Linked DNA regions of Mus musculus: region 1 is linked to region 2. The links are chromatin loops, found by intact Hi-C in ENCODE. Cell type or tissue: gastrocnemius. All regions are shown on one strand. Links, peaks and the distances in the headings refer to the core of each region. The heading gives the core; the rest is flanking DNA. Region 1 holds the start of Ccdc86 (coiled-coil domain containing 86). Region 2 holds the start of Tmem109 (transmembrane protein 109).

The links. Hi-C counts contacts between places; a loop is a spot of excess contacts. Peaks named below come from ENCODE experiments on the same cell type or tissue, not always from the same donor. Only the 100,000 strongest peaks of a DNase experiment are listed, where the experiment ranks them.
Region 1: it touches region 2 in a loop (5-fold over the local background); 8 of 42 quality-filtered maps call a loop at or near these places.

What each region holds. Positions count from the first base shown.
Region 1 is chr19:10,947,221-10,959,845 of GRCm38, forward strand. Ccdc86 (coiled-coil domain containing 86) reads right to left here and starts at 2,046. Exons shown (of 4, transcript NM_023731.3): 1 at 1,058-2,046. The coding sequence starts at 2,013. In gastrocnemius, for the core only: no CTCF peak of the experiment used is centred there; DNase peaks (open chromatin) are centred at 2,098, 5,014 and 5,559; H3K4me3 peaks cover 1,639 bases; H3K27ac peaks cover 5,592 bases.
Region 2 is chr19:10,873,460-10,886,084 of GRCm38, forward strand. Tmem109 (transmembrane protein 109) reads right to left here and starts at 8,284. Exons shown (of 4, transcript NM_134142.1): 1 at 8,193-8,284; 2 at 783-1,027. The coding sequence starts at 1,019. In gastrocnemius, for the core only: CTCF peaks have their summits at 6,890 (motif pointing left) and 8,582; DNase peaks (open chromatin) are centred at 5,157, 6,869, 8,309 and 8,562; H3K4me3 peaks cover 5,170 bases; H3K27ac peaks cover 6,701 bases.

The DNA.
Region 1 (12,625 bases), core at 1,609-9,608, 73 kb after region 2:
TGTAAAGAGCCTGCACGGAGCCTCGCACGGTCCACCCTTATTCAACGTCATTTTCTTAAAATCTCTGATGCCCTGCTCCCTTACTCTTACGAGTTCTTGTCTCTGGCCAGTAGCTGACACTTCAACTGAACCCTACTTCTCCTTCTCCAGACACTGTCACAATGTCTCCAGACATTGTCACAGACACTGTCTCCATCCATGTCACAACAGTGGACATTTCAACTGAATGCCACTTCTCTTCCCCTGCTGCCTAAACAATGTCCTTTCCACATGAGCCTCCTTCCTCATTCCTTTACTGAGAAATCTAAACTGAGCACTCCCATGCCCCAGCACTGAAGGGACAGGGAAGACCTCATGTCTTAAGAAGGCTGGAACCCAAGGGAAGCTGGCCACCAGAAGCAGGTTAACGGGTTCACTCACACGCTTTGCAATCAAACCTATGCTCCCATCCCGTGTCTCAGTTAGCCTCCTTGAGCCTTGGCTTCCTCAGATGTACAACACCAATCCTAGTAACACCTGCTCCAAAGGGTAGATGATTACATGTGCTGCTGGCTATGAAAGCCTCTCTCTTTGGCCATCCTTACCGTGATACATAACCAGTGTCCCATGATACATTTTTTATCAAAGACAACAGCTAGCAGACAACAGTGGAAAGGACCTCACTATGTTCATATAATGGCCGCCTTTCTTGCTCTGCCTGCCACACGAGATGTGGCGGACAAGGTAAAGGTGGCACGTCTATAAACCCAGCACTAGGGAAGCAGAAGCAGGTGTATCTCTGAATTTCAGGACAGCCAGTGCTATACAGTGAGACCCTGCCTCATAATAAAAAAAGGATGGGAAGAAAGCTCAAAAGAACACCGTCTAGGGCAGACATTAAAGAAATGATCTTTGAGGATCTATCTCCCTCCCCGACCTTAGGGCATTTTGACATTATGATCGTGTTTGTTAATTTCATTCGGGTGAACTCTTTACAACCCTTGGATTGCATTCAGGCGAAGGCAAGGTCCAAATGTACTAAGAACCCAACACATCACCCATGCTACCCCCACTTTACCTCTTCTTGGAGCGGTCTTTCCACACACGCCCGGATTTGGGCTTCCCTTTCGGAATTACAGGAAGCTCCTCCTTCTCTTTCAATTTCTTGGACGCTGGGGCCTGGGGAGAGGCTATAACTCGCTTCTTTAGGTTGAGACTTTCTGTTACTGTCTCTCCCGCCGGAGGCAGCTTGCCTGGCTCCAACTGGCGCTCTGGGGAGCTAGGTGCCTGGACCGTCAGCTCCTGTGCTGGCTGAGAGGGCTCGGGACCCGGTGCTTGCTGGCCCGGGCAAGGCTCGGGGGATCCTGGGATCACCTCCTCTTTAGCGTGGGCCGCCTCAGAGTCCAGTTCTCCCTGTGGGGGAGGTAATTTGGATGGCTGCTCTCGTTGCGGGGATTCCGGGCTCGACTCTGTCTGTCCTGCAGGTGACTCCAGGCCCAGATCTTGATGAGGTTGAAGGGACCCGGGGTGAGGCTCTGGCTGCCTTTGTGGGGACCCATCGTCTGCATCCTGTCTAGGACCGGGTGATCCGGGGCTCGCCTCTGGCTGAGGTCCGGGAGACGGAAGGCTCAGTGGTGGACAGGGCGATCCGGGGCTCGTCTCTGGCTGAGGTCCGGGAGACGGAAGGCTCAGTGGTGGACAGGGCGATCCGGGGCTCGTCTCCGGCTGAGGTCCGGGAGACGGAAGGCTCAGTGGTGGACAGGGCGATCCGGGGCTCGTCTCCGGCTGAGGTCCGGGAGACGGAAGGCTCAGTGGTGGACAGGGCGATCCGGGGCTCGTCTCCGGCTGAGGTCCGGGAGACGGAAGGCTCAGTGGTGGAACTCTCGTAGACTTGAGCTCTCCTGTTTCTTCTGAGTTCGACTTGAAATCTACAAGAGCCCGTTTCGCCCGAGAGACTTCGGGGACAGGAAGGTTTTCTGGAGACAGAGGTTTTAGGCCTTCCAGCCGCCGGCTGCGCCTCAGCGGCGTATCCATGGCTCACGTGTAGCCTCTGTAGCCTTCGGAACTGTCGGCGCCTTCATATGACGTCAGACTCGTCCATTTCCGTACCGGGCAGGAAGCGCACTTGCGGTAGAGAGACCCGTGGGTAGGCGGAGCCGGGGATGAAGTCGGTCCCGGGAGGCTGGGCTTAGTAGACGCATGCGTGTTGTGCATGAGCTCAGTTACAGAGTTTAGTTGCTTGGTTTCTGCGATGCGTTTTTTGCAAACTGCGAGTTCTTGCAAGGGGATGGGGTGGGGGTATATTATACATACACACACACACACACACACACACACACACACACACACACACACACACATATAAAAATAATTTTTTTTTTCTTGAGAGAAGAGGTTGGAAAAAGGCGGAGGGAGTTTGTAGGCAGAGCCGAATCAGCGCGCTAACTTGTTCTGGAACTGCTGGGCCCGCAAACATCGCCTTTTCTTTTATCTTTTGTAGCACAGTAGCTTTGCGCTGTGTAACAAAGGGGAAGGTCCTGGTGGTCTTCCTGAGTGGGAAATCTTCAGTTTTTGAGTTGTCTCAAACGTTCCCATTCTTTTCACTTCCTCTTCTCTACTAGTGGGCCCAAGTATGCAATAGGTGGTTCTCATCTTTGAACAGTTTCAGTTAATCAGCAAAGTGTCAGGTCTGTGGCCCAGAAAACCTTGACTGCTTGTTGTCAATGTTGGGGGTTCACAACCTGTGCCCGAAGTCAGGTCTAGCTACCTTATCCTCAATAAGCCAATTGAAAGAGACACATTAAAAACTGGAAATCTTTAGAAAAAGGAGATTTATTCAATGTAGTCATACTAGAAAGAGGGGCAAAGAGATTCTGTGAATCACCCAAATTTGACCTCAGGGTTCTAAATTTAGATAAAAAATTTAGATAGAGGGCCAAGGATAAATACATCTGAGTAGTCCTTACCAAGGTATGACTCTGCCCACCATTGGCCCATTATTATCTGGGTTTTAGTCTCATCCTGTAAGGTGGTCTGACAAGCTTTTAGAACTCTGAAATCTTTTTCCAGGAGACAAGTTTCCCCTCTGGCTGGTACCTTTTTCTTCTCCCAGCATGAGAATTCTGGGGAAATTTTCATTTCTTTGGAGTCCTCTGTCTGATTGATTGGCTGATAGGCTAAGAGATGCAGTGTCGAAAGCCTTTAATCCCAGCACTTGGGAGGCAGAGGCAGGCAGATTTCTGAGATCGAGGCCAGCCTGGTCTACAGAGTGAGTTCCAGGACAGCCAGGGCTACACAGAGAAACCCTGTCTCGAAAAACAAAACAAAACAAAACAAAACAAAACAAAACAAAACAATTAAAACCTTCATCTCTGCCGGGATGGTTACTTGCTGATCCAGGAGGAGGCAGGGAAGATGAAGACCCAGAGAAACGTTCCTGTGAGCAAGGTAGAAAGCACAATTCTTGGACACACTCCCTAGGCACTGCCACACATGGAGTCAACCTGAGTCCATTCTTAGGGGTAGGGAATAGTACAGCTTCTACATGTCACTAGAAACTGTAGCACTCGTGTGCTGTAATTATATGTCTGGTATGGGCTGGTATGTCTGGTATGGTATATCTCCCCGGTATGGGCTCAGAGCCCGCATGTTCCTGATTTAAGGGGAGCTAAGGAGTTGTAGTTAGGCACCAAATCTCAGCCTCTCAGTTCTCAGAGGAGTAGGTTCTGTTTGGTTGCTTAAATTCCTGCCCCTGCTTGACATAGGGCTCTGGAGGAGATTATATGCCTTCCTGCACTCCTGCTCCAGGCTGCCACCCAGCCCCCTTCCTGGCTCTTACCACTGCCTGGAGGGATCATTCTCAAATGTTGACAAATGTTGATCAGAGAGCATAACTCAGGTCTAATTTTGTGTCTCTTCCAGGGTAGTAGTGTGTGTAAGAGAGATCGATTTTGGACAGAAGACTTTTGATCTGCCTCTATTACCTGTGCAACGTTCCACTTGAACCCAGCCTGCCTTTATCATTGCATGCACAGGTCAGAGAAGGCTCCTGAAATTTTCATAGTAGATAGCTTCCTTCCTCAGTTTCATCTTGTAGGAGGATAAGAAGGGGCTTTTGTTCCCCTCCCGCCATGAGACCTCAGCAGGGGTCAGCCCAGGCAGGCTCTTGTGAAGGTAACCTGGTAATTCACTCGCCCTCACTTTGCCCTGGCTCACTTTCCCATTCACTTATTGTTGTTTCTAGGGAAGGGGGGGGGGCACTTTGTAAACATTATTTGCATATAAATCCTCATTTTAAGAGTTGGCTCTTGGTAGCTTTCAAAAGCTCTCCAGGATCTTGAAGCTCCTGGCAAAACAGTGAGATGTGGAGTACTAATAAAGGTCTGTCTGTTTCTTTGTGTATGTCTATCTGGGCTTGTCTTTCAAGCTCCCAGTGTGTGTGTGTGTGTGTGTGTGTGTGTGTGTGTGTGTGTGTGTGTGTCTGTCTGTCTGTCTGTCTGTCTGTCTGTCTTATCTGTGGGTATTTACCTCTGCCTGGGCAAGGTAAGAGAGTACCTGGCTGACTGTCCTTGTCTCTTGATTCAAGCATGCATACCACTGTGTGCTCTTGCTTGTATAAATTTCATGGGCCCATCTATGTGTGTGTCTGTGCGCCTCTGTGTGTGCATCTGTCAAGGCAGACCATTGTACTAGGGCTGACAACCATCCTCCTGGCTTGGTATTCCAGGGCACTAAAGGAACTCCAGGCGACCCCTGGTAGGCAGCAAGTGTTATAGTCAGTGCTGGGGATTTAAAAACTCAACCGTGCTGCCCTGATAGGGTGAATGACTGAAGCCCAGAGGAGTATCTGATTCATATCATGGACCCATCTGTAGGCACTGGTTTCCTTCAGTCAGCAGATCTTAGGTTACATAAATAAACCAGGTCTTGCCCAGTCAGCACTTCAAGGCATGTGTGAAACTCAGCCCCTCCAGTGCATAGACCAGGGGCAGTCAGGGACAGGAATGTCTGCAGGAGGGGCAGTTGCCAGGCAACTAAACCTTCCATCTCTGTGACTAATCCTGGTTCACAGTGCCACTCACTGCCTGGCATTGGCCAGCTGCTTTATCCTTTCTGTGTCTTGGTTATCTTCTGGGGAACAGCAAGGTTTACTATGAAAAGCTGAGGCTTCAGAGTCAGACTGGCCAGGCTCCACTCCCACCTCTACTTATTTGCTGCGTGATCGTTACCAGTACCCAAGCCTCTCTGTGCTTCAGTTTCTTTATTAATAAAATGAGTCATAAGAACAGCACAACTGCCTCCCAGGGTTGTGCAGAATAAACGGCGCTGCACGGTACATATCCGGCAGCTGGCTTCTCTCTGCTACTCACAGTTGCTTATGTACTCAAAGACAGCTTTCCTATAGCTTTTCTAGAATCCTCTTTTAGTCAGGCTGAAATCTCCCATCTCTCCAACTGTCCCCCAGTTCTCCCACCCCCTCCCCCAGAGCTGACTGCACGCAGCACCGTGGGTCCATCATCTTTCTACTCCACAGTTCCCAGTAGTATGGCCAGCTCCCCATGCTCTTCCTGGCAGTAAGACAGCAAGCGGGCCTCCAGCGGAAACCGTCCAAGGAGCTCCAGCTGTCTCCTGGTGTTATTTTTGGATACTGTAAGTTCCCCTCCCCTCCCCCCTCCCCTCTCCTCTTCTCCCCTTCCCTTCTTTCTCACTGTTCCTGCTTTCACCTTCTCTATTTTTCTCCTTCCTTCTCCCCCCTCTGTGAAGCCATCTTGGTTAGCCTTGAACTCATGGCAATCCACCTATCTCATCTTCCTCCTGAGTAGGTGCTACAGATGTGAGCCATCATGCTTGGCTAGTACAGAACCTCTGTTGAGTTGTGTTGGGGTCTAGTCCCTCTAATGTAACCCTTGGGTCTGCCTCCTGTTTGGCAAGTGTGCACAGCTATTTTCAGGTGTATGTCCCGAGTTGGTTCCACAGAGTACATGGAGCAGGACAGGGGCCTGCTCTTACTGAGAGCGCTCATCTCAGACCCTGTCCCTTCGATCCATGAAATGCCAGGACACGAGTGGGGAAGGAGGGACTGAGTGGGAGGAGAAGCACTGGACCATTCAGTTGTGGCACTCACAGAGATCTGGGAAGCTGCTGGGTTGGGGTCACTCCAAAGCTCTCTGGTACCTGCTGCTCAGGGTGGAGAAAACAGCTTATCTCCAGATCTTCTCAAAGCATCTGTAGGTTTTGCTAAAACAAGAAGGGGTGCTGCTGCAGTTCCTTGGTCTGCAGAGGGTAGAGAATCTTGTATGTGTATGGGTGTGTGTGTGTGGAGTCTTTAAGCATGCTCCCTGATCTGCACAGGTCAGAGAAGGGGTTAGAAGTGACCTGAGCAGGTGGAAGAACGGAATCTAAGAAGATGGATATGAAATATGGATATTTGAATAACATGGATATTTTATATCCATCCCATTCTCTCCCTACTGTATCTGACAACAGTGTTTCTTCAGCTTCAGAAAGAATCAGTCAAACTGAAGGTGTGTCCAAGCCTTAGATGTTAGGATTCTGTATGTTTGGTATGGGGCCATGGGCTTGGGTTTCTAGCAAACTCTCAGGTGCTGCTGCTGGTGTTAGTGATGCAGTTAGTGTGGTGGTGCTGGTGCTGGTGGTCCACAGACCATACCCCGAGGATCAGTGTACCAGAGAAAGGGGTGAAGGAACCCCTGAAGAGCCTGCCTCCTTTGCCTTCCACACAGTGCAGAGGTTGAATTCAATAACACCCTATCATTCACCAAGAGCTGATTATTTCCCCTGTGCCCGATACTAGAAACAACCAGGGGAACAGTTAGTCATGGTCCCTGCCTCGGAGCAACTTACATCACTTTGGAGGTTCCTTTGGAGAACACAATCTAAAAGCCGTGAGGTCCTTTGAGCAGGAATGAGTTTCACCAATGAACAGGGGAGGTAATGGCATCTCAGAGAGGCCATAAGGCTTGCTCAAAGTCCACTCAAATGTGACTTTAACTCAGACCCCTCAGCTTGAGATCTCGCCCCATCACCTGATTGGGATGGGTGAGAGCTACCAGCAGAAGTGCGTGGGACTGGGCTTGAATGGAACAGTGACAGACCCTGTACACTGAGGTACCCTGTTACCAGAGGGTGTCATCTGGGGCTTGTGTGTAAAAGGAGCTCATCAGAAAGATGGGTAAATGCGTCCTGGCGTTGTACACACTAAGTTCTCAGGATCTGGTCAATGACAGAGTCTCAGACTAAGTCACTACCCTCCTCTCCCTCCTTTTGTTTACTAGCCTACTGTCTTAGTCAGGGTTTGTATTCCTGCACAAACATCATGACCAAGAAGCAAGTTGGGGAGGAAAGGGTTTATTCGGCTTACATTTCCATACTGCTGTTCATCACCAAGGAAGCCAGGACTGGAACTCAAGCAGGTCAGGAAGCAGGAGCTGATGCAGAGGCCATGGAGGGATGTTCTTTACTGGCTTGCCTCCCCTGGCTTGCTCAGCCTGCTCTCTTATAAAACCCAAGACTACCAGCCAGGGATGGTCTCACCCACAAGGGGCCTTTCCCCCTTGATCACTAATTGAGAAAATGCCTTACAGTTGGATCTCATGGAGGCATTTCCTCAACAGAAGCTCCTTTCTCTGTGATAACTCCAGCTGTGTCAAGTTGACACAAAATTAGCCAGTACAATTGACCCCTTGTCAACTTGACACACAAAAACATCACTAGTAAGCCTCAACCCTTACAATCTTATTCATCCCCAAGATCTAAATAACTTTAAAAGTCCCACAGCCTTTACATATTCTTAAAATTTCAATCTCTTTAAAATATCCATCTCTTTTAAAATCCAAAGTCTTTTTACAATTAAAAGTCTCTTAACTGTGGGCTCCACTAAAACAGTTTCTTCCTTCAAGAGGGAAAATATCAGGGCACAGTCACAATCAAAAGCAAAAGTCAATCTCCAACCGTCCAATGTCTGGGATCCAACTCACGATCTTCTGGGCTCCTCCAAGGGCTTGGGTAACTTCTCCAGCCAGGCCCTTTGTAGCACACGCATCGTCCTCTAGGCTCCAGATGCCTGTACCCCACTGCTGCTGCTGCTCTTGGTGGTCATCTCATGGTACTGGCATCTCCAAAACACTGCATGACCCCTTCAGTCCTGGGCCTTCAATTGCAACTGAGGCTGCACCTTCACCAATGGCCTTCCATGGCCTCTCACAGTACCGAACCTCAGCTGCTTTGCGTGACCCCTTCATGCCTTCAAAACCAGTACCACCTGGGTGACCCTTACATATTACCAAGTCCCACTGCAGCAGGAGTACATCCTTGGCCATCTCTGGAACACTGCCTCTTTGTGCTTTCAGAAAACACTTCCCAGAAGATGTCACCTCAATGATGCTGGTCTCTTCTTAATCACCGCTAATTTCTTAGCTCCAGCTAACCAGCATCAATAGTCCCAGTAATGCAAAGTTTTTGCTTGGTAGTTCTGGTATCTTGTTAATCACAGCTGATTCTTCAGCCCCAGCTAACCAGAACTACAGAATCTTCACAAACAAAACAGCAATGGCCCTGAAAAGAGTCTTTAATTTTCCCTCTGAAATTTCACAAACCAGAGCTCCATCTTCTGCAGTGTTCTCAACATTATCTTCCAAGCTCCTACATGACATCCGACAGAGCTCTTAACAACGGATGGATCTTCAAGCCCAAAGTTCCAAAGTCCTTCCACAGTCCTCCCCAAAACATGGTCAGATTGTCACAGGAATACCCCACTCTGCTGGTACCAATTTGTCTTAGTCAGGGTTTGTATTCCTGCACAAACATCATGACCAAGAAGCAAGTTGGGGAGGAAAGGGTTTATTCGGCTTACATTTCCATACTGCTGTTCATCACCAAGGAAGCCAGGACTGGAACTCAAGCAGGTCAGGAAGCAGGAGCTGATGCAGAGGCCATGGAGGGATGTTCTTTACTGGCTTGCCTCCCCTGGCTTGCTCAGCCTGCTCTCTTATAAAACCCAAGACTACCAGCCAGGGATGGTCTCACCCACAAGGGGCCTTTCCCCCTTGATCACTAATTGAGAAAATGCCTTACAGTTGGATCTCATGGAGGCATTTCCTCAACAGAAGCTCCTTTCTCTGTGATAACTCCAGCTGTGTCAAGTTGACACAAAATTAGCCAGTACACCTACTCTCTCTCTCTCTCTCTCTCTCTCTCTCTCTCTCTCTCTCTCTCTCTCTCTCTCTCTCTCTTTTGTTTTTTTTGAGACAGCGTTTCTCTGTGTAGCCCTGGCTGTCCTGGAACTCACTCTGTAGACCAGGCTGGCCTCGAACTAAGAAATCTGCCTGCCTCTGCCTCCCGAGTGCTGGGATTAAAGGTGTGCGCCACCATGCCCGGCACTAGCCTACTCTTATTTCCTTCACATCTGGCTTCTTGACAGCTCTGTTTTCCTTACAGTGTGATATCTACTTCAGTGGTGGTTGTCCCTCTCAGTCAGTGTGGTGGCTCGTCTCCACAACAACCCTTGGAAATGCTGTCTTTCTGTGATGCTTGGGATGGTGCCCAGGGTTCCACACATGTTAAACAAGGATTGTAACATGGAGCCATACCCCCAGCCTTTGGAGATATTGACTTGGTGACGAAGAAAGAGCACCCCAGAGCAAAGTATGAGGTTCCTTTCCTGAACCACAGATTAAACTGGTCCCTGGTTTAGTGGTGGGGAATCTCAGTTCTTCATTGCAGTAGTTGAAGACCAGCTCCAGACCTCAGCCAGATGGCACATCCAACCTCAGGTGAGTGAATCGGGTCTCTCTGAGTCAACAAACTATTTTCTGTTTCTTTGGCGCCTCCAAATGTCTAATGTTACCCTAGGACCAGGGCTGCCTGTGGGACTCACAGGATCACTGGGCATGGCCTGAGCTCACCGCCATCCTATTGTTTAGTTACATCAAGAACCGTTTGTCTTGTGATCATAAATCTGCATCTCAGATACTCTGACTCACTCTACCGAAGGGGAGTCATAGAAACAGATTGTTTCCTCCGCAAACACCATTTATCTGCAGGTTAAAAGGCGTGCTGCTAACAGGATGGTTAGCAATATTGATCATGCATTTTGCAGCAGGAGATTAGGAAGTCATAAACATGTTTAGGTTTCGCCGGTAGTTTAAGCCATCAAGATTCTGTCCAGAGTAGCTAGCACACAAGGGTGGTGCTTGCAGATCTTGTCTGAGTCTCCAGCTAATCTTTTTCTTCAGAGGTGCAGGGATGAAAGCTGGTCACTGGCCAGAGGGTTTGAATCCAGAGCTCTGCTTCAAGAACACTAGTGATTTTTACCCACACCTTTGTGTACTTTATCTAAAGCATGAGTAAGTTCCCACTGTAGCCTAGGCTGACCCTGTTCTTTCTAAATAAGCCAGAAGCTGCAGGTCTTTAAAAGTGCCTCTCATCTGGGTGTGGTGGTACACACCTGCAGTCCCAGCACTCAGGAGGTGGGAACACTAAGCGGACCAGGAGGTGGAGATCAGCTTGGATATAAAACAAAATAAGTTAATTAAAATAAATCAAAATAATTAAGACAAAACTAAAGAGGGCTTCTTATAGCGATAAAGCACAGATTAATCAGAGTGATATTTTCTGTTCTGCGCATCTCAACATAAAACAACACTCAGATGCTGTCCTCTTCTGCTCGTGTGGTTTCGGCTCTCTGCTTTTGAAATGACTCTGCATACATCTAGATAGACTTTCTTGGAGAGGTGTTAAGTACTGGGATTTCCAAAGCTGGCCTGAGTATGGTCTCCCCTCCATGTGATCTTCTTACTGTGTCGCCTGGACACCCCTCAGGTACTGGGATCTATGTCCCTCTTCTTCAGACTCCAGGATAACCCCCAGCTAATGGAATGCAACATTAGCATTTCTAAGGTTAGATCATGGAGGGCTGAGTACTTCTGCTTGGCTCTCATGGGGTGCTGGCTCTTGGAACTTTCAGCCTCCATGTTGTGAGGAAGTACAAGTCACCCTATGTGGAGAGATCGCCTGGAGCTGTCTTTGGTAGCCCAGCCAAGCTGCTGACACCCTTATCATCTAGCAGGTAGGAAAGGAGCTGCATCTGTGGTGATTCTATCCCCAGTTCACCAGGCAATCCTGACTTTGAGCCTGGCACCAACGGAGGTCCCAGAAACCATGAAACAGAGATACATTCTCCCTGTCCATATCTGTCCTGCCAAACTCATCCACAGTTATTTTTATACCACTAAGTCTTGGGATGGCTTGTTAAACAACAGCAATTGCCATCAGTTGGCTGGAGTAAAAAGAACCAGATTTGTTTGAAGGAATCTCACCAGGTATATTAACCACACTATAGGACAGTCCCCATGTCCAGGAGTAGCTGGCCAACAAAAACCAAGCCAAACTGAGTAGTATTTCTGTAGACTTTTCCCTCTCATTTTGCTTTGTTAGGGATTTCTTTTTGTATTATTGTTTTGTTTTGCCTCTTTTGACTTCTGTTTTTGTAGGTGTGTGTGTGGTTTGAGGGAGGGAGGGAAAGAGGGAGGGAGGGAGAGAGGGAGGGAGAGAGAGAGAGAAGGAAGAAGAAGAAGAAGAAGAAGAAGAAGAAGAACAACAACAACAACAACAACAACAACAACAACAACAACATAGGGTTGGATGGGTAGGGAGGTGGGAAGGATCTGGGAGCAACTGGGAGAGGAGAAAAATATGATCTGAGTATATTGAATGAAAAACAAATTTTTCAATAAAAAAAATTAATTATCCATTTGGGAAGATCAAGTGCCCGAGAAAGGGACAGCAACAGCTTTATTCCTTTGGGATGGGAGAGGCATAAGACTGGAAGCCTTTTAAGGGGATGTCAGCTTGGGTATTATACAGGGCCCTGAGTCCTTTCCTCTCTCGCATTGGCCCTGCTTAGATCCCTGCCCTTGTGCCTTCCCACTTCTCTTCAGTGAGCAAGAAGCTGTCACCTCATAGAGCCTGCCTTTGGTTTCTCTAACCCCCTTCAAGTCCCTGGCATTTGCAGTTTCTCTCTCTCCCCGGAGGTCTGTAAGGCTTGCAAGGTTTCTAGAAGATGATTGCTTAAGAGCTTGAGGTACTTCAGTGTTCCTCAAACCTAACCAGGCAGCTTGCAGCCTTGTCACAATGCAAACAGTTTCAGTACTCTGGGAAGGGGCCGAGTAGCATTTCTTTCAAGCTCATGGGGATGCCAAAGCCACTGTTCCCTGGACAGACCTTGGAGAAGGCAGCAGCCACTCTCTTGAGCAAGCACTGGATCACTGGGCAGCGCTCCCACCTTCTTAATCTCTGTGAATTTTGTTCTCTTGCTGTGTGTAAGAGAAACACTTGTCTCTAACCGGAGACAACAGCAACAATGCAAAGAATGTTCCCAACAAGTGCAGCTTGATGGCCAAGGTGTTTATTAGCTGTAACACACAGACATGCTGCGTTCACACGAAAAGGTCAAAGCCTCTCACCTGTTAGTGTCTATTTTACAGGGCTCCAGGGCTACTGAATGATCAATGCAAATCCTGACTTAGAGTGCCACCTAGTGTCAGAAAGTAGAAAGAACTACAGGTCAGAGAAACTGCCCAAATCAAATTCAGAAATTCATTCTCATGTGCACTGGGCCCTCCCCCCC
Region 2 (12,625 bases), core at 2,180-10,179:
GCCTAACTCTTCTCACCCCGCTTTCCACTGCTAGAGGCTACGGACATATACACCATGCCCAGTTTTTATGTATGTTCTGAAGATCTGAATTCGTGTCTGCATGCTTACATAGTAAACACTTGACCCACTAAGACATTTTTCCAGCCCTATATTCCGGATCTTATAAACCACTGGCTTGGCACTTTGGTATGAACTCTCAGACACACCAGAAGAGGCCACCAGAACCCATTACAGAAAGTTGTGAGCCACCATGTACTTGTTGGGAATTGAATTCAGGACCTCTGGAAGAGCAGTCAGTGCTCTTAACTACTAAGCCATCTCTCCAGTCCAGTATGAACTATCAGAAGGGTGAGACACCACACTAGAAATGGCACTGGGTGGAAGAACTGATCCTGCCATCGGCCCTTCATGAGCTCCACCTCACTTTCACAGGTGAAGAGTTGGGACTCAGATCTCTGAGCTCTGCCAGCTCAAGATGATAGGTCAAGTCGGAAGTTATGGGTACCCACCAACATGAGTTTATAAGGGTAGCTCATTTTGTAGCCTTTCTGGCCAAATGGACCAAGCCTAGAGAAAGATGGGTTGGTGCAAAAAGCCTGGACGGCAAGAACCAGGCAATCAGCTTACAAGAGGCAGAAGTGCCAGGATGTGTTTGTGGAAGGTGGGGCTCTCTCTAGGCAGTAGCAACTAGGACAAAAGATGTGGTGGTGAGGTGAGGTGGCATTGACAATGTCTCTCCTTTTCTTTCTGCACACAGCCACCACAGGCACAACCTTTCTTACCTCTGAAATCACATGCATGGTCTCTGGCCCTAGCCAGGTATCCAACATCTCCTTCAGAGATCGGCCAATCTGGGTCAAAATATCAGCTGAGGTCTCCTTCTTCTGTTGACCAGGTGAGGCAAACTCTCGATGAGACTGGGCTGATGCGGAGTGGACGAGGAAAAGGGCCACGAGGACCATCAGGACAGCTTTGAGCAGATGTCTGCTCCATAACGGAGTGCTGTGTGCGCCTGCCATGTTTGTGTCTGCCAAGACAGGGCCATAGGGTAAGCAGTGAGCCAGAACCAATGGACATTTTTACTCTCCCAACTGATCTGTTATTCCCCTTCTTCACCCCTGGCCCACGGCAGACATCCCAGCCAAACCTAAAATCCACTGTTTACCAAAAAAGATGAACCACAACTTGGAATCTATGCTGGCACAACCATCTGATTTACAGTTTCCTCTTTTGTATTCTCTACCAGATCAATACACCAGCAAGTACTACCCTATGCCGTTTGTTTGTTTGTTTGTTTGTTTGTTTGTTTTTCGAGACAGGGTTTCTCTGTATAGCCCTGGCTATCCTGGAACTCACTTTGTAGACCAGGTTAGCCTCGAACTCAGAAATCCACCTGCCTCTGCCTCCCAAGTGCTGGGATTAAAGGCGTGCACCACCACCGCCTGGCCCCTGTGCCTTAAAGTAGCCAAGCTCTCACTGCAGACTCTTCATCTGAAGGCCTGTCTCTACAGCGTAGGCACCAAGAACAGACATGACTTTTAAATCTCTAAAGACTTCATTCTCAGAAGCTCATAATGTACTTAAGCCAAAGATGATAGGGAAAAGTCACTTAAAAATAGCAAATAAGTAGGATTACCACTTTGTACACCAATATAAAATAGAGCATTTACAGGTTAACAGAGACACAAGAATGACTGCATTTGCAACAGTATCTCCGCGGGGCCATTATGCAAGGTGGTTTTTGTCCCTGGCCCCTGTGGGCACAGGTGTGAAGAAAGAGACTGCAGGTAAGCACTTGTGCAAGGGCACTGGGCTTAGAAGGATTTCAACCCAAGCCTCTGCTTCCAAACCCTACCCTTGGTGGAGGATAAAGTATTCAGTGGATCGCAACTGGGGCTGCTCAATGACATCACCTGAGAGTGGCATGTCAGTGTCCCTATCTAAGCACACTGGTTCTAATGGCACTATCTCTGTGTGACCTGGTCATAGAGACCAGCTCTTCAATAATTCTAAAGCTGAGATCCATTCTAAGGCCAAACGCTGTTTCTTCCCCACTGTTACTCCACAGTCAACATAAGATTGCAGTGACTACCTGTGCGAGGTGTTCTGTTCTGTTCTTATCCTCAGCAAGCAAGCAATCCCTTCTGCACTGAACATCTTCTAATTCAACTAGTTTCTGACACTACCAACCTGAAGACTGAGTCATGTCCCTTGGCCTATTTGGGAGTGGGAGTTGAAGCCATTCTGTGTCAATGATCATGATCTAGTATATACATACAGACATACATATAAACACACATACAGCAGTTTGGTTTTTGTCTACCTTCCTGGCTCAGAGCTCACACATTTCATATAATACACAAAAAGAATAAAGATTCCTTTGTCAAAGTAATTAGCCTTTTAGCCTGGCTTCTGCAACATCTTCAGAGATGAAGGGTGAAAGACAGCCCTTTCCAACATGCCTTCCATGATAATAAGACCATTTTTAGAGCACTCCCTAGCTAACCACAGGATTAGGGAGGTAATTACCAAGGGGACCAGCCATGCCTTTAGAGGGTTGAGATTCTCATCCCTAACCTCTGAGGAGGAAGGATGGCTAATGACTGAGTTAATTCCTACAACCAGGGATTTGGCAGATCACACCTAACTAATGTGACCCTTCTTTAGGGGGTTATCCTTTCCAGGGTGATTTCCCATTCTTTTACCCACTGATACACTGCTAACCTCTGAAGAGAAGATGTATTATAGTGATTAAATGTCAACTGTTGCTGGGGGCAGGTAGCTAAGTGACAGATGCCTTGCCTACCATGTGCATGGCCATGGGTTCAATCCTTAAAAGGACAGACAGAGACAGACAGACAGAAACCAACCACTAAAGAATCTTTTTTTTTTTTTTGTTTTTTGAGGCAGGGTTTCTCTGTGTATCTCTGAGTGTCCTGGAACTCACTCTACAGATCAGGCTGGCCTCAAATTCAGAGATTCACCTGTCTCTGCCTCCTAGTGCTGGGATTAGAGGTATATGCCCCCATCACTGGCTTAAAAAATCTTTATATGTATAGAATCCATAACAGCTGGTGAATTTTGGGTTATATCAGGATGTGTAATATTATTCTTTGTTCCTTAATTCTGTGCTCCAACTAATACAAAACATATAAATGGCTCCAGAGTCTAACTTACTCACAAGTAATATCCATCTAAGAACTATAGGAACTAGCCCCAGGAGGTTGGAGTCAAGGTCTATCATGGCATTTTGGCCAGAAAGAAAAAAAAGGGGGGGCTGCATGCCCCAGGTGAGAAGACCCCACTCAGCATGTAGCACCCCCACCCTATACCTTCCTCTCTACAAACCTCTTTATATAACTACATTCCATAAGATGGAGACTTGAGGCCAACACCCCTGTTTTCTCAGAGGCAGGCCCTGAATGAATCTGATTTCTTTCCCACCAATTCTTCTCTCCCAAGTGTTTGCTTTCGGGCAATGAGAGGCAGGACTTATGTCTACAACTTTAGATGCTAGCTTATTTTATCTGTGCTCTGTCTGACTCTAAGTCAAGGTTCCTCGACCTCTCTGTCAGGTTCAATTAACTGGCTGAAGAGAGTCAAGGGTTCAGAGAAGCGCTTAGGTTCACTGGATAAGCACAAATACTTAAAGGATACTGATGAACACCAGCTGTAAAGATGGTAGCACAAGGTCTGGAAGAAGGAGTGCAGAGCTACCATGCCCTACCTAGGTACATCACCCTCGGAAGGTCTCCAACATATGTTAGCGATCTGGAAGCTCTCTAAATCTGGTCTTATCTGTATTTTCCTAGAAGTTTCATTATATTATATAAGTGTGATCAACAAAATCTCTAGCCATTGGAATCAACTCAATCAGTAGTCACCTGTTCTCCTGAGAGGTACCAACAAAAGAGTTGACATGACTGGTTCCCCTGGCAACTACTCTCTCTCTCTCTCTCCAATCCTTTAGCTATCTACAGGGCTTTCTTAAAAATGGAAATATTGACATGGACGGTATATTTGAAAGGGCTGCTTTCCCCCTTTATCCTCTGGAGATGATGCAGGAAGCCATGCAAAATGCTGATGATTTTGACAAAGGCAACGTTCCCATGCATTAAATTATAAGAGATATATGAGATCCGAGCAAGGAAGGGTAGATGAAAACCAGCTGCTGGTGTGTGTGTGTGTGCGCAAGCAAACTGCTGGTATCACACCACGATCTATCACACCACTGATGCAGAATGACTTCAACTTCGTATTGCCAAAATAAGCAAAGGGTTCAGGAACAGCCAGCCCTTAACGAAAGATTATCAGGAATAAAAAGCAAGACACTGGTCTTGCATGCACTACTTTTCTCAGTCTGACAGATACTTATCATTGAGTAGGCACCGTCATCCCAATGATGAAATCAAGGAAAGATAGGCAGTGTGTGGGAAAATCAAGCTATGAGTTCAGATAGATCTACTGAGCACTCCTTCTTGGTCCACAACCTCTTTGCTGAACTGTGTTCAAGTTTAGAAGTTACTTATAAAGTCACATAACAGATTATCCATAAGCTCGAACACACTTGGCATTCACCAACCATCTCTGGGAATTATGGCGAAAACTTGCCCAAGCACCTTGTGCTCTGTGCTCTGATCTCATCCACAACATGATGCCACACGTGAGTGAGGAGTCAGCAAGCACCAACCTATTGAAGCAGGTAAGGAGTAGGTAAGAAGAATGTTTGCAGGCCCACTTCTTCTTTGCCACTCTGCTGAGAAACGTCAAAGGACTCTAGTAAATCCCATTCTACCTTGGCCTCAAAAGGACACCTGCAGCTCCAGAGAGGTCCTGTGAGTCAGAGCTTCTGAGCCGAGGCTGAGCCGAGGCTCTAAGGTGGTGGAGAAGCCAGGGTTTGAAGTATGTGTGGTTACCAGAGTACTGGGGGGAATTGGCTGCAAATCTAGAGTCATCTGGATAGCAGAGAGGGAATAGAAAGATGTTCCACCATTTGGGCAGAGAAGGCGCAAAAAAAAAAAAGACTCTAAAAATACTTCATTGGGGTAGCTTCTGGACCAGAAACAGCTGCCTGACACACCCCGCCCCCCAAGGTCAAATGGAGTTGCAGGACACACAATTCAAGTGAAAAAGCCTCAAGCTGAAAGAATCTTCTTCTCTTTGGCACAAATCAAGAGCCAGATGGTTCCTGCCTGCCACTGGTAGGAGCTGCGGAAAACATGGGTTGGTTCCTAAGGTATCTGGGTCACAATCATGATTGGGGCCCTAAAGAACAGGCCTGCTATCTTGGGTTGGATCCTATATCCAAGGACCTCCAACAGGAGGAATCAGGTGTCGTCTCTTCCCTACTAGAAGGTCAGGGTGACATGAGCTGCAACTCCCACAGCAGCCTGTTCTCTGGGCCAGTTTCAACTTAAAGCAGCCACCTGCCCCAGTCTAGGGAACCTTGAACTTAACCCCTCCACCTTGAGGACAGCACTGCTCTTCTAGGTGAGCTGAAGTGTGCCAGAATCTCACAGGATTCTGGAGAACACTGGGTGTGAAGAAAACTGGCAAGCTACTTTCTTCATCAGTTCCTCTTCCTTTCCTTTCCTTTCCTTTCCTTTTTTAAGTGAGGCTCAGGCAATATGAATCTGACCCACCATCATCATGCTTCCTCATGTCTCATCAAGAACTTTGCAGTTTTGCTCTTTAAGTCAGGGCCTGATGTAGCCCAGGCTAGCCCGAACTCCTCATGCTGCTGATGACTCTCAACTCCTGATCTTCCTTCTTCCACCAAGTATTGAGTTTACAGGTATGTGCCACGTGTGTGTTACCTGTGTGTTGCACTAGGAACTGGACCCAGGGCTTTGTATATAAAAGCAAATACTACCAATTAAGGACATACATACTAGCACTCATCAAAATATTATTAATACAGAAAGATGCTATGGCCATTAAAAGACAAACAGCGTTGGCCTCTGAAAGATGGGAACATGTCTGAAACGTTTTTGTTTCCTCAAACAGGAGGTACTCCACACATGGAAATGTGTATAAGTTATCAAATTTTAATAGTGATTCGTAATTTACTAAGTGTTGTCTACTTCATTTAATTTTTATGACAATCTGTGTGTGTGTGTGTGTGTGTGTGTGTAGCTGGAAATCAAACTCAGAGCTAACAGGTAGGCAAGCACTTTACCACTTAGTTACAAAAGAACAGTGTGTGTATACAAGTGTGTATGTTTGCATGTGTGGAAGCCAAAGACCAACTTAAACAAATTGGTTCTCTCCTTCCACCATGTGGGTCCCAGGGATCGGACTCAGTTCATTAGGCTTAGTGGCAGGTCCCTTCCCCCCATGGAGCATCTCACCAGCCCTATAGTTATCATGACACCCCATTTTGCTGAGAACAGAAATAGGGACCGTGTCCCCAAGTCCAGCAGCTCAGGCTTGCCCTTTTGCTTGTCCCACACGTCCACACTGCCTTGGTAAGACCTGCTCTCTGCCTATGGGAACATACCGTTCCATTACCTACCATCGAGCGTAAAGCCGAAGACACCCAAACCTCCCAAGAAAAGCCTTCATACTGGAAGATGACCCACCCGCTGAGAGTTTACAGGTTACACACCAAGAGAGTAAGAAGGGACAGCCAGAGATAGCACTGAGACTGGCCACTCCTGTTCAGACAGCTGCAATTCAGCTTAGTAGGGACAGTCTCAGCTGGGGAACTGCTTTACTTACTATGGTGGTGAGACGTCACTCTATGTTCAGCTGTGGTTTGCTCTGCCAGGGCGGGGTGGGGCTGTCCACACTACCTCCAGTCAGTGCTCCTTCCTCTTCTTTTTCCTTTCTCGCTATAAATCACTACAGGGGCAAGAACTAACTTGGTGCCCTCTGCTGGCCCCCACGGTTCCTTCACTACTCACTGCAGTCCTGTGGATCTGCAATCCTCACTCTGGATTGCCCATCTGACCTGCCTGACTAGCCTGTTAAACAAGGGTGTTTGCCCCACCCAGGCAACCCACTCAGACCCTCCCAGGGAGGAGCTCAGCCTTTTTGTTTTGTTTTTAAAGCTCCCCAGGATTCCTGAGGCATAATCAAACAGTGGTTGCAAAGATCAGCAACGCAGAGAAAAGTCTACTTTAAGCAAAGCCTCCTAAGAGCTCTCTGTACAAAGGACACAGGTTCAGATCTATCACAAGTTAGCCGCCACTACCTTTACACCTGTTACTTAACCTATCTGAAATTCAATCTCCTCAAATGTAAGTTCTGTTGAAACTGGGTTAAGAGTTACTTCAAGAAGTTAGATAATTTGTGCAAGCACTGTGTTCAAAGTTTGTCCCACAGCCTCCCAGTGACTCTCAGACTAACTTGACATTAACTTTTCTTGGAATCCCCAGCACCTAGCATAGAATGACTAAGTGCTTGCTAAATGAGTATCAGAAGCCCTGCCAAGAAGCCACAAGTGTAGGACATAAAGACATGGAGAGGTGGCGGGGGGGGGGGGGGGAGGGAAGGGGAGGAGGTTATTTGAATAGTCAGTCCAAATATACGACAGCCACATGAGAAGCACAGCTGAGATAGAAGGTCCTAAACGTGGCGAAGTCACCACTAAGGAGAATGAAGTCAGCGTTCTGGCAGGTCGGAGGCAGCCCTCGCTAAACCCCTGACAGCTGCTACCCAGCAACTGTTTGTGGGGCAGGGTGTTTGCAAAGGGGGGGGGGGGGGGTGTGCAGCCTTGCCGCTCCCTTCCCAAGGCCCAGACTCCAGGCAATAGGGTCAGTGGCATGTGCTATTTCGAACAGCACATCCCCTGCCAAGCACTCCATAGTGGCGTCGCGAGGCCCATGAGGTCAGGATACCCTGAGGGGGGCTCCAACTGAGGCGGCAGGAGGCTGGACCATGGGGCTGGGGGAGGTGTGCAGTTCGGCACTGGCCTCATCCCCCAAATCTGGCAGCTGCTCCCTCCGGAGGGCTAGACCTCAGCGCTCGAACCCACTCATCCCGGGAAACACTCTCCTCCAGGGTTACCTAGTAACAACGCCCCTGGTTGCATAGCAACGAGGATCTGGGTCCCATACTTGTTAAGCCCCACGTTCCACGTTCGACCCCTCCCCACTAGGGCTCGCAAGGCCTTGCGGCTCCGCCCTGTTACCTCCTGCAAATCTGTCCTTTAAGCTGCATCTACAGCCCTGGTCTCGGCCCTCACTCACCCTGCTCCGGTCACCGCTATCCTTCACGTGGGACTTCGCTAGAAAACGCGCCACCAAACCGGCGCCTCAACTCCCGGGGTGTTGGTTTATAGTCTGCGCATGCGCGGGGCGGTCGACGGAGGAGACTGGCAGGTCTTTCTGGCAGGCATCGTGGACGCATGCGCTCTGCTCGCTCCATTATGGTTTGTACGTGTTTTTTCCCTCCCAAATATTTCCAAGAGAAGAATGGCGCCGGAAATTGGAGTTGGAACGGAAGCGAAGCCTTTGGCAGGAAAGGGGAAAGAAAGAACTGTCGAGGCTGTGGCGTGGGTAGAGTTGGTGCTCGATGCGGGATTCGGTGCAGATCCGAGTCTACAACGCATTTAGGGCGGCAGTTTCCTCCCGGGAAGTGCAGTTCCTAAGGCGGGGCGCTGGCGAGCACTTGGAGGGCTGAGAAACCTTTCACGCTAAAAATGGCACATCAGGGGGGAAAGGCACAAGGTGTTAGTGGGCACATGAACGGTGTACGGCCTTGGAGAAACTCATATGCTCTGGAAGAGAGCAAAACCTCACCCAAAATGTGTGGGTGACCACCAAAGCTTTGCTTACAATTGTTAGGGAAAGGAAAGCAACCCAGGTGCCCTGGGGTTATTTTGTTTGTTTGTTTGTTTTAAACCTTAGAACACTGAGGTAGCTTTGTGGATGAGGTAGGCAGAGATGTAAAAATTGTTTAAAGGTTTATTTATATGAATACACTGTAGCTGTCTTCAGACACACCAGAAGAGGGCATCAGATTCCATTACAGGGGGTTGTGAACCACCATGTGGTTGCTAGGAATTGAACTCAGGACCTCTGGAGGAGCAGTTAGTGCTCTTCACCGCTGAACCATCTCACCAACCCATAAATTTTAAAATTACGTGTAGTTATGTATTCTATGCATGCGTTCGGGTGTGCAGGCACAATACAATACTCCTATGGAAGTCAGTTCTCTCCTGCTGTGTGGATCCCGGAGATTGAATCCGGGTTGTCAGGCGTGCCTTAGTGGAAAAGATCTCAGGGGTGGTGGGGGTGGGAGTGGTGTTTTTGGTTTCTTTCTAGACTTAGTTTTAGTTTGCAAGTGCCTTTTGGGAAATTAACATAGGCACACATATTAGAAATGTATGGGAACATTGGAAGGGAAAGGAGGACTTCCCTTAGGAGTCTTGTTAAAACCTCCCATCAACTGAGAATCAAAAACTACTTTAGGTGTTTCTCTCTTCCCAGCTGTAAACCTACAAGTTTCTAAGAACTTCACTAGAAACTTACATTTACAGTAAGAAAGACCTGTCCTAGCCCTCCCCTAAAGGGTGCAATCCTAGTGGCTCATAGTTATATTTTACTAGATTATATTCCTAACCCAGTCACTTCTGGAGCCATCCTATAATATCACTAATCAGAAAGAGAGAAAAGGATAAAAAAACCAATTCTTAACAACCCTTTTAAGGCATAACTTGAGAGCTGCCAGGATGTTTTATATGGGCTAATGGTGTGACACTTATTTGTGACTCCCTCTTCAGAATCCTATATAAACACTTGGTTATGTCTTACTCTTTTCCTGGTCTCTGTCTCTCTCCCCCACCCCCTCTGTTAAATCATGTTCCTAAAAATATGTATCAACTTATCTTTAATAAACTTCAACTCTGGTTCTTTTGACTGGTAGGGGACTTGAGACAAAGTTTCTTTGTGTAGCCTTAGCTGTACTGGGACTAGCTCTGAAGACCAGGCTATCCCTGAACTCAGAGAGATCTGCCTGCCTCTGCTTCTGGAGTGCTGGGATTAAAAGTGTATACTACTATTACCGCCCAGCTAGCCTTACTTTCTTTTCTGTGTTGAAAGGATCAAGTTTTACCTGAGTCAAGTCCCTAAAAGATGGAATTGGAGAGATGGCTTAGTGGTTAAGAGCAGTGACTGCTCTTCCAGAGGTCCCGAGCTCAATTCCCAGTATCCACATGGTGGCTCACAACCATCTGTAATGGGATCTGATGCCCTCTCCTGGTGTGCATGAAGACAGACAGCTACAGTGTACTCATAAGAATGAATGAAACTATTTTTGAAAGGAAAACATAAAATTATTAGAAGAATGTGCTTTTGTCTTAATCCCAGGGGTAGGGATGTGAGGCATGGCTTTGCCTGCTGCAGATAGTTTCTGCAATTGTGTGACATTTGGAATTCTGTGAACTTTGCAGAGGGTATATAAATGCTAGCGCTCAGGCTGGAGAGATGGCTCAGCAGTTAACACTGACTGCTCTTCCAAAGGTCCTGAGTTCAAATCCCAGCAACCACACGGTGGCTTACAACCATCTGTATTGAGATCTAATGCCCTCTTCTGGAGTGTCTGAAGACAGCTACAGTGTACTTACATATAATAGATAAGTAAAATCTTGAAAGAAAGAAAGAAAGAAAGAAAGAAAGAAAGAAAGAAAGAAAGAAAGAAAGAGAAAGGAAAGAGAGAGAATAAAAAATAAAAATAAATGCTAGAGCTTCCTGATTGGCAGTAGTGGTTATTGGTCATTTAGGGAGTTTGGTTGTGGTTTGTTAGTAGTGCCAAAGAAGACACAAAAGGAAAGAAATTAGATTCAGGGAGTTTTCTAATTTTTCTCTCCCTATCTTTGTTTCTCTCCTATCTTCTGTTAGGAGGTAAAGTGGAGGTAAAGTGAGGAAGAGGGAGAACTCACAAAGTAGCAAAGATGAGTTACAAGTGGTACACAACGTGGGGCTTGAAAGTTAAGGATAAAAATGAGATCTTGGGGGCTGGAGAGATGGCTCAGCAGTTAAGAACACTGACTGCTCTTCCAGAGGACCAGAGTTCAAATCCCAACAACCACATGGTGGCTCACAACCATCTGTAATGAGATCTGATGCCCTCATCTGGAGTGTCTGAAGACAGCTACAGTGTACTTATTTATAATAATAAATAAATCTTTTTTTAAAATCTTTTTTTATAATAATAAATAAATCTTTAAAAATAAATATTTTTATAATAATAAATAAATCTTTACTGTAGCTCACTTGTTTCTGAAAGCGTTTCAGAGTTGACTGGGCAGCTGCAGAGGCTGCAAGTGGAGGTGGATGCACTTGGGAACTGAGGAGCACTGGAAAAGAGAAAGCAAAGTCTCAGTCCTGGTGACTGATCCTGAGAGTGGGAGCATCCCACAGGAGGGAAGAGGGAAAGAAACTGTACCAGAGTAGGGTCAGGTCAGAGTAAAGCTGAAAAAGTGGGATGACAATCTGATGAAACAACCTGTCTTGAAAGAGGGTTGCTGGGCTTTGGTGGCACACACCTTTGATCCCAGCATTTGGGAGGCAGAGGCAGGCTGATTTCTGAGTTCAAGGCCAGCCTTTACAGAGTGAGTTCCAGGACAGCCAGGACTAGAGGACTACACAGAAAAACCCTGTCTCAAAAACCAAAACAAAAAAAAAAAAAAAAAAAAAAAGAAAGAAAGAAAGAAAAAAGAAAGGATTAATCTCAAACCAGCTGCAATGCCAGAGTTAGAGGTGGGCTTTGGTTAGAAGTTCAGCATCAGCTTTCCTAGTAGTCATGCAGCATATGCCTGCTAATGTGTGAAACAGGTTATGATGAGATAGGATGGCATCCTATAGAAATGACAGATCTAACACATTTTAAAGAGGCTATGCTTTCATATGGGATGCACTCGCCTTATATGAAATAAATTCTAAATAACTAGTTTACTCAAAATTGAATTATTCCCCAAGACTGGAAGGGATTGTTGACTGCTGTACTAGCGGTTAGTCCTCAGTTGCAATGGTTAACATGTCAGAGGGAAGAATATTGGATAGTGAAACAGAGCAAGGGGAATGAATATAGTAAAAAACCAGTTTCTAGGTGAAGGATGGTACTGTGACATACAAGAGCAGATTCAATTTGATGATGCTACTATAGAAGAATGTTGCTTAATGACTTTAAGAGCTTATGACAAAGTTGAGGAGTCTGGAGGGAAAGTCCATCTCATTTATAAAGATTATACAAGGCTCAGGAGAAGCTGTCATTGATTTTTTTTTTCCACAAAGATTAGTCTCAGCAGTGAACAAAACTGTATCAGACCCTGATACAAGACAAGTGTTGATAGAAACCTTGGCATTTGAAAATGCAAATACTGGGGCTGGAGAAATGGCTCAGAGGTTAAGAGCACTGACTGCTCTTCCAGAGGTCCTGAGTTCAATTCCCAGCAACCACATGGTGGCTCACAACCTTCTGTAATGGGATCTGATGCCCTCTTCTGGTGTGTCTGAAGACAGCTACAGTGTACTCATCACATATATATAAAATAAATAAAATCTTTAAAAAAGGGAAAAAAAGAAAATGCAAATATTGATTGTAAAGAAGTTATTGAACCATTATAGGCCCAAGCAACACCTATGGATAAGGGATATGACAGATACTGGTTTAACATGTA